Linked DNA regions of Homo sapiens: region 1 is linked to region 2. Evidence: read pairs that join two places in POLR2A ChIA-PET (ENCODE). Cell type or tissue: Panc1. All regions are shown on one strand. Links, peaks and the distances in the headings refer to the core of each region. The heading gives the core; the rest is flanking DNA. Region 1 overlaps LOC339298 (a long non-coding RNA gene). Region 2 has its middle 230 kb from the start of LINC01898.

Region 1 (4,401 bases), core at 73-4,072, 180 kb after region 2:
GTCATGCTTTGAGCAAAAGCCATTAAAATACATAAATAACATTGTATCACACTTTTGCCTCTCAAGTTGAGACTGCCTCTAAATTGACTAGCGTTACAAATATCCTAACAGAAAACTATCCCTAAAACCTAGAAAGCCATATTATGCTTTGGCAATCATCTGACCATGTACAACAAATGTAATGAAAACGGTAAACCTGAACCAAGGCAAACCCAACAGTTTAATTTAAAAACTTGAAGATACTAAGTATTCCCTTCAACTGGACATTCAGAAACTTCACGTGGCTACATTGTATTTCCCCCCACGAGTTGCTTCAGGGTTGTGAAATTCACTGGACTGTGGAGGGAGCCTTAAACCTTTGTGGGTGATTGACGTCTAAAGTACCTGAGCTTTTCTGGTTCTGCTGACCCTCAGTCTCCTGGACCCTAGGTAAGTGCCTGGGGGACTATACCCCTGATCAGTTGAACTCACTGTGGAATTGTTGCTTCTGAAAGTCCAAGGGTCCAAATTCTATGTCTTTAGAGAAGAATATTTTCTTACTTTGAGTCAATGACTATTTAATGTGCTTTCTAAATATTTGAAGAGAAATGTGTTTTGTAATATTTTTGTGTATTTCTGCATAATGAATAATCTCTTCCATTCTATTCCTAACTCATCAACTTGAAAAACACAGAAGAAGAATCAGACCCATCCTTCAGTCTCATCTCTAGAAGCCCAGAATAAAATGAAAAAGGTATGAACGAGAAGAGAGAAATCACTGTTGACAACACATTTTACCTAGCAGTCCAACATTGTTTATCAGCATAATAAAATGTGCCAATACTCACCAGCACTCTAAAGTATGCACTAATAATAAATAGAGATATAGGGCATAATATGACCAATGATGAGATATAAATTTATAGCTCCTGGGGGAAAATGATGGGAGACCTCACAATGGGGAAAGTTGGCTTTGGATAAAACTAAGAACTTTTCTCCTTTGATAAGCATCTGATGAAAATAGCACTGATTTTTTTTTAGTTATAAAATCACAATCCCTATTTTGTATGATGAAGAAACAGAAAAAAATTTCCACAATATTACCTTTCAGCTCCTATATATTCCATTTTTATCTTTTGTGCATCCCCTTGATAGTTTAAAATTAACGGTTTTATAGGTAGGATAGAACTCAGTATCGTACATGCTAATCCTTGAACTGAAACATCATCAACCACAACAAATTCTTTCTTCCATTCCCTAAAGCAAAAAGCAATGAAAAACCTTCAAAGTAAGTTCGCCATTACAGCTCCCTGTAATACCTGCAGTCTCTGCATTTTCCCCAACTAAATGTTCACCCATATCCGAAGAGACAACGTAAAGTTGCTTATCAGCGACTGGGGACAAGATCATAGGTCCCAGTTTTCCTTTTTGTTTACGATGGCAAGTTAGAGCCCCTGTGTGATTGTAAGGAGATGATCTAACCATGCCTGACTTTTATATGAGCATTTAAGTTTGATGCTGAGTTTCTTTTATGGTCTCCATCAAAACTTAATATGTAAATATTAGTGTCACATCTTCCTTCCCTCTTAACAATCTTTAAAGTCAAATTTGAATTTTTAGAATACCGCAGCTATGAGTTATTTTTCCAAATCACATAAGCAGCATAATCATTTCACATTTTATGTTTTGTTTGTTTTCTTTGTACAGGTGAGCTAACTTGCACCTATATCCACTGAAATTAAGCTTGCTAAGTTTTCAGTTGGTTTTCCTTGAAAATGTCATTTGCTAATTCATTATTTATTTCATGTTCTCTCATCCTAATATGGTAAAAAAAAAAAAAAAAAGAAATATTCTAAGCAGATAGAGAAATCTATCAGCCCAGTCCAATTGGAATCTTTGTACTTTAATAGTTTCAACATTCAAATGTACAATTATTGGTAAAGAGATCAAATTGTTCCAAAACCACAACTAACCATGATAGAACTAACTCCTTCCTAATGTGAATGTATTAAATGCCTTATTTTATTTCTCCAAGAACTAAAATGTTGCCTTTTACAATAAAAATTAATAGCCAACAAGAATAATAGCTAATTTTTATTAAACGCTGAAAACATGTCAAGTACTCTGCTAAGAATTACATGCATTTTTCCTCTTTAATTCTCACAGTAAATGTAGGGCATAAATACTCAACAAATTCTCACTCAGACAGATGGCACAATGTCATTCTGTCGGTCACAAAGATGTTGGTTGCTGTGTGCTCACAGGACATGGGACTTCAGGATTTTTTTTTTTTTTGACAACGTCTGGCTATATCATCCAGGATGGAGTGTAGTGGTGTGATCATAGCCCACTGTAACCTCCACCTCCCAGGCTCAAGCCATCCCCCAACCTCAGCCTCCTAAGTAGCTGGGATTACAGGCAAGTGCCACCATGCTTAGCTAATTTTTGTATTTTTTTGTAGAGATGGGTTTTCGCCATGTTGCCCAGGCTGGTCTCAAACTTGTGAGCTCAAGAAATCCACCTGCCTTAGCCTCCCAAAGTGCTGGGATTACAGGATGAGCCACTGAGCCCAGCTGACTCCAAGCTTTTCTAATGAGGTTTCTGGGCCACAGAGTGGAGACAGTCCCTATCCTCAAAGGATGCTACAGTGCATTGTCAAAGACCAATGCGTCAAAATACTTATGGAAGAAGGTGCCCAAAAGTTCGAAGACAGTTATCTACACGGGAGGTGTAAGAAAATCACCTTGGAATACCCATCTCGGAAGAACAGGTGTGAATGCCCTTGAATCACTTGGAGAGCTTCTCTTCGATGTTAAATTATTGTAGTAACACCAAGCTCACCACCCAGAATGATGCAGTCAGCCTCCCCTGGAAGGAATGAAGGTCGTAGTCTCCTCTCCATAGATGTGTCTCATTTTCTATTTAAAAAAAAAAATGTGAATTCAGGCACTGCGTTTGAAAAGTTTGGCAGCAAAACAAATGTCCAGTCCATGTCCTGGGTCCTAGGGGAGGGCAAAAAATGGCCTCCTGGCCCATGGTGTGGCACACACATGCCCTCCTCTCCTGGCTGCCTTGTGCCCAGGCCCAGCCAGAGGCCTGAAATGTGGCCATGTATGGCAACACGGACCGTGAAGCCCGGAGATCTGCAGCATCAAGCCCCATGCATGAGCGAAGAGAGCACTGACAGCAGAGGATAGTCCTTCCTCTGAGAAACACGGTTCTTACAGGGTTGGGGACAAGAGGCATTCTGCAGCTGGGATCAGCCTCAGCTTGGCAGGAGAGGATCAAGCACCCTAGGGGACTCAGTGTGGCAGGAAGAACTCAGAGCTCCATCCTGTGGCTGCTCAGGGGCTGAAGCAGAGGCATTGCCTTTGGACTGTCCAATGCCCTGAGGATTTTGGATACGGTGAGTCTTTCTGCTAAAGAGGCATGTGAGGTCCTTGGGCAATTGTTTAAAATAAGAACAGGTGACCATATTTGCACCCCAATATGAGGAAGAGTTTACAAAGGCTTCCATTATTTCCACAAAACTACAGAAACAGGCCTCGTGATTCAGGAGACTGAAGGGACCTGGTGGACAAGAATAAGAGCCAAGTGAATCAAAGGTTTCTTTAAGGGAACAAACATCAGGACAGAATTTCATGAAGTGGTAACACAACTAGAAAGGAGCACAGAAAAACCAGTGCATCCCGCTTTTGTATAATGAAGACCCTGTAAGGGGTAACAAGACTCAGTCAAGGTCAAGTGAAGCAGATGGGTACAAACGCGAGTATTTTGACTTCTCCATTCTATCAGGGAAATTACCTCATTCTAAACCGTTAATGAAGGAAGCATAACATAACCTATTAACATCTAACTCTTCTTTCAGAAGTGCTAATCTCTTACTCCACAGAGAGAGATTCTAGAATTTCTAGAGATTTCTAGAATTTAGGAAAATTCTAATAGTCCAATTGTATTCAAGCTTCAGAAAACACATGCACTTTAAAATTTTTTATTTTAATCTTTGTGGGTACACAGTAGATGTATATATTTATGGGGTACATGAAATGTTTTGATTCAGGCTTGCAGTGCATAATAATCCCTTCATGGCCAATGAGGTATCTGTCCCCTCAAGCATTTATCCTTTGAGTTACAAACAATCCAATTACATTGTTTAAGTTATTTTAAAATGTACAATTAAGTTATTATTCACTATAGCCAGGCTGTTGTGCTATCAAATAGTAGGTTTTATTTATTCTTTATTTTTTTTGTACTCATTAACCATCCCCACCTCCCCCAACCATGCACCCACTACCCTTCCCAGCCTCTGGTAACCATCCTTCTATTCTCTATGTCCGTGAGTTCAATTGTTTTGATTTTTAGATCCCACAAACAAGTGAGAACATGTGATGTTTGTCTAAGGCATGCACTTTGTTTGGCCGA
Region 2 (4,401 bases), core at 97-4,096:
TTAGGCATCATGAAAAATTACAAGTATTTGAAGTGTCTTTCTCTATATTCAAAATACCTAAAATAGAATTAGGAGCTAAGACAAACATATAATGTTATATAAAAGTTGAAATTGTCACGGAAATATTACAAACATATACATATATATGAATCTGCAGATACATATTATAAATGTTTACATATATTTGTGTGTAGGTGCATATATATGACATCTAGACATATATTTACATATTTAGTGTGTGCGTGTGTGTATGTGTGTAAGTTACTAATGTTATAGGGTTGAGGTAAATGGCAAACCAATTGGAAAACTAGACAATAGAATTTTGGCTCATATTCTGCATGATTAAACTAAAGTATATTTCTGAATACATGTGGAGTTTCCCATGGAAAGATATTAAAAGGAAATGTAATGTAATTAAAATATTCATTCAGAGGGTACAAATTTTTGTGTTCCTTAACTGTTGAAGGCTTTTATATTTAATCTATATTTTTTCACTCTGTTCTGGAAAATTTTTACATCATTTTATTAAGAAAAACATAAGAAGCCAAATGCGGACTTATTCTGTGTTCCTAGAAACGATAATTTTTCTTCTTGAAACATCATGCAAGTTTCAGTTGGATTTCAAGACTCTTCTTTCTATATTTAAGGCAATGTAAGTCAAAGCAGAACGAAGTGAAACATTTGCATACAACTCCACACCTTCAGTCTCCCTGGGTGGTCCAGGTGTAATAGACCCAGACCCTGCAATCTGCCTCTATGTGGGGCTTATTCCAAATGGAACATGGACTTGCAAATGCTTGTCTTCCGTAGTGGCTTTCTCTGGTGATGAGCAGTGAGTGCACCTTCCAACGTGGCAGGAATAACTGCAAGTCTGTGTCAGTGCAGAAGACAAGCAAATGAGCCCCAAGATGCCTTGTGTTCTCTTATTCTTCCTGTCAACTTCCATTTCTCTTTAAGGGACTTGCACTTTATTCTGAAACAATCGGTCACAATGATTCTGACCTTTGGTTTTATACTAGACTGTTTCCATTATGAGATGTGCATTTTTTTCCAAAGAAATGATCACTATCTCAGCAACTAATGTATTTATGAGACACAGATCAGAAAAGATAGTTAAAAACACATACGCACAGAGTGTCTGGGTGGGCTGGGGAAGGAAACACCTACCCGAGTTCCTCCTCTCTGGCCTGCTGCCTCTAATGGGCAGAGGGTTGTTAGTGGATGTCCTCATTCCTCTTGGGAAAAAAAAAACTGGGAATTAGATTAAAATCACCAATTCACATGTTTCAAATTTCCAAAATGCTTATCTCTTAAATTTGAGGATTGCATATACTTAATTCTTCAGGCACATTTTCCTCTGAAATGTAAATTAAGACTAGAAGATAACATTGTTTATATTAGACTGTAAAAACATCAATGTTGGAACAATAATAAAAATGCAGGCTGGGCATGGTGGCTCATGCCTGTAATCCTAGCACTTTGGGAGGCCAAGGTGGGCAGACTGCTTGAGTTTAGGAGTTCAAGACTAGCCTGGGCAACATAGTGAAGCCCTATCTCTACAAAAGATATAGCAATTAGCAGGGCGTGGTGGCATGCACCTGTAGTCCCAGCTACTCGGGAGGCTGAGGTGGAAGGATTACCCAAGGCCTAGGAGGTAGGAGGTCAGGGGTACAGTGAGCCATGAGCCATGATCACACCACTGCACTTCAGCCTGGGCAACAGAGTGAGACCCCATCTCAAAAAAAATGCATTTTTACTCTTAAATTGTAAAAAACAAACAACAAAAAATACTACCTCATTTTACTCATTTAGTAAATTTCCATGAGACCTACTAAAACAGAAAATGCTTATGTTAAATGGCACAATTGTTCCTGATACCTTGTAGAGATGGAGATAAAAGGTCAAAGCTATAGCTATCTACAGAATCTGCCATGATTCAAGGTAAGTTTTCAAATGGGTTGGATAAAGGCTTGTAGAGAAGCCAAAAAATATCCTGCAATTCTAATGCTAAGCGACTTTGTATTGGAAAAATGCCCAAAGGCCTTGTCTAACATGACCACTTACTAATGACTGATGGGAGATCAACAGGGAAAGGGTGGGGACACAGCTTTGTCATGGCAATGTTCAGTGTGTGATCAGCCTTAAGCATCAGGCCAGATGTGGCTGCACAGCCCAGGGCTCCATTCCCTTCCCTGCATGACAGACCAGCAATGCCCACCAGAACTAGAAGCCCATCGTGAAGCAGGGCAGGAACCCCCACAGCAGCTCCACTGTGACTCGCCGGAAGGCAGCTTCAAAAGCCTTGAAGGGACTGAGCAGAGTGGTGAGATTTCTTGAGGATCTTATTTCAGCACTCTGCTCTAAGATCATTGCAAAATAAATGCAAACATTCTCAAGCACCCAGGGAAATCCAAATGTTCCTGAGCAGCACTCTGCACCAGGCACTGTGAAACCCAGGGAATCCCAAAGGGACCAGGCATACACCCCAGCAGGGGAGGCTCATGTCCCCATGCACTGCAGATGCACTTGGGGTCAGGGGATCCGTGTAAATTCTACATCCTTAAGCAGACACATCCAAAGGGCTCTCGCTACCCCTGGTAAATTTGACGTCCCTCTAGTGGATCGAGTCCCTCCCTAGACACGGCAGTCTGCACAGCTTCTGGTCCACGCCCCATGGACACGGAGTCCTAGAGGAAAGACAGCAATCTAATTAAGTCTCTCCGTCAACAGTAAATAAAAGGAGTAACAAAGAAATACGTTGGAGTCTTGTTGGTTTATTTGCTTATATCAGAAACAATAACACAGAAAGAACAAATAGAACCCCAGAGGGAAAATGAGTCTGGTTTTCTCTACCCAAAAGTCATAAGGGAACATTAAAAAAAAAAAAAAAAAAAAGAAGAGAGGAAAGAAATACACAGGCGTTTTTCTGAGATTTGCTGTAGGAAGCAGAACTATTGCAATTGGACAGTGTGCCACCTGGAGGCCAGGAGGCCCAGGCCCTGCCTCTGATGACCGCAGCCACCTCAGGACTAGGCCAGCATCCCCCCTGATGTCCCCAGGGGTCTCTGTGTTCAGACTGAAGATTAGTATCAGAAAGAGGCCATTGTTAATTGATTAGCTAATGTTCATAAAGTGCTTTGAAGACAAAGAGGGCTATATACATGCTTATTAATATTAGTTATTGTTATTAATAAGTTAATATGTTTTTAAATGTTTGGTTTAGAGCACTGCAGTGCTTTCTCCCTAGCGACTATGCAGGGGAAGTGGAATGACAAGCACTCGGGCTCTTGCTTCCTGGTCTTCTTTCTCTTCCACTGTCTGTGGACAGAAACTTCTGGTGTGCAGCTCAGCTTCCTCTCAGCAGGAGTAGCCCCTCCACTGGGTGCTCGCACCCTATTTATGGGGACTCTTTGCCAAGGGTGAGGACCTGGGCTGGGTGAGACTGCTGACAACTTGGTTTGTGTATTTATTTTTGATTTATTGTTTTGTCAAAAAGTTTTTTCTAATTAAATCTACCTTGTTCTTAACAATTGCTTTTCTCCAAGACCTTCTCATTCCATTTTCTAGAAATCACTTTAAACACTTTGCTCTTTGAACAAACTGACGACCCATCCTTGCACCATGCTTTGAGTAGCTTTTATTTGGTACCCTGTGTGTGCACCACAAATCCAGGTAGTTTAATGTTCTCATTCCCTGCTATTTGAATCCAGGTATAATCTGACACCTGCCAACAAGCAATTGTTGCATCTCCAAATGACACCTATTTGCTAAGCCCAGCTCATTGTCTTCCCGCATGGTACTTTTGAGGTCTTTCTGGCTGGAAATTGGCTCATCCTTCTATGGCCTCTTGCAGCACGTTTGTAACTATTTTATATCACTTGTAACATTCCACTTTTTAAAATAGTTCTCCATTTTTACAGTTTAACTCCTTAAGCAAGGACTATGTCTTAATCATTGACTCATCACAAAATTCCTTATGCATAGTAGATCCTCAATAAATATTCGACAATTAATTTCAAAAGTTAAGGTTGCGTTTATCCTGAAGAACTACTAGAAATATTTTTTAATTATAAACATTGCTATTCAGAAGACTGACAGCAACTCTGAGTGTGAATAACATTCCTTGATCAAAATTTCCCTTTCCTTTAATGAATATGTGGTATCAATATAAGAAATGTTGTGTTACTAGAAGAATTAAAGGAGACTTTGGTAAAATGGTAGATACAAATGGCATAGAGTGGTTAACTCCAAACACATAAAAATACTAGGTAAAATAGAAAGCATCATTTAAAACTCTGCTGCATTTGAAAGATAGGAAAATCCACAGGTTTCAGAAACTAAGAGAAGAGCCAAAGGCTCTGTGGAAAGCAGAGAAGACTCCACACAACACCTGGCCTCTGG

The links. ChIA-PET counts read pairs that join two places held together with the same protein. Peaks named below come from ENCODE experiments on the same cell type or tissue, not always from the same donor. Only the 100,000 strongest peaks of a DNase experiment are listed, where the experiment ranks them.
Region 1: POLR2A ChIA-PET joins it to region 2 with 20 read pairs; 2 of 35 experiments call an interaction of 5 or more read pairs at or near these places.

The regions. Positions count from the first base shown.
Region 1 is chr18:76,123,271-76,127,671 of GRCh38, forward strand. It overlaps LOC339298 (a long non-coding RNA gene), which reads left to right. Exons shown (of 6, transcript NR_040034.1): 1 at 1-429; 2 at 674-733; 3 at 2,441-3,744. Among named protein-coding and RNA genes, the nearest start is that of LINC01893, 84 kb to the right of the region's middle. In Panc1, for the core only: a CTCF peak has its summit at 3,299 (motif pointing left); no DNase peak of the experiment used is centred there; H3K27me3 peaks cover 207 bases.
Region 2 is chr18:75,943,356-75,947,756 of GRCh38, forward strand. No RefSeq gene overlaps it. Among named protein-coding and RNA genes, the nearest start is that of LINC01898, 230 kb to the left of the region's middle. In Panc1, for the core only: no CTCF peak of the experiment used is centred there; no DNase peak of the experiment used is centred there.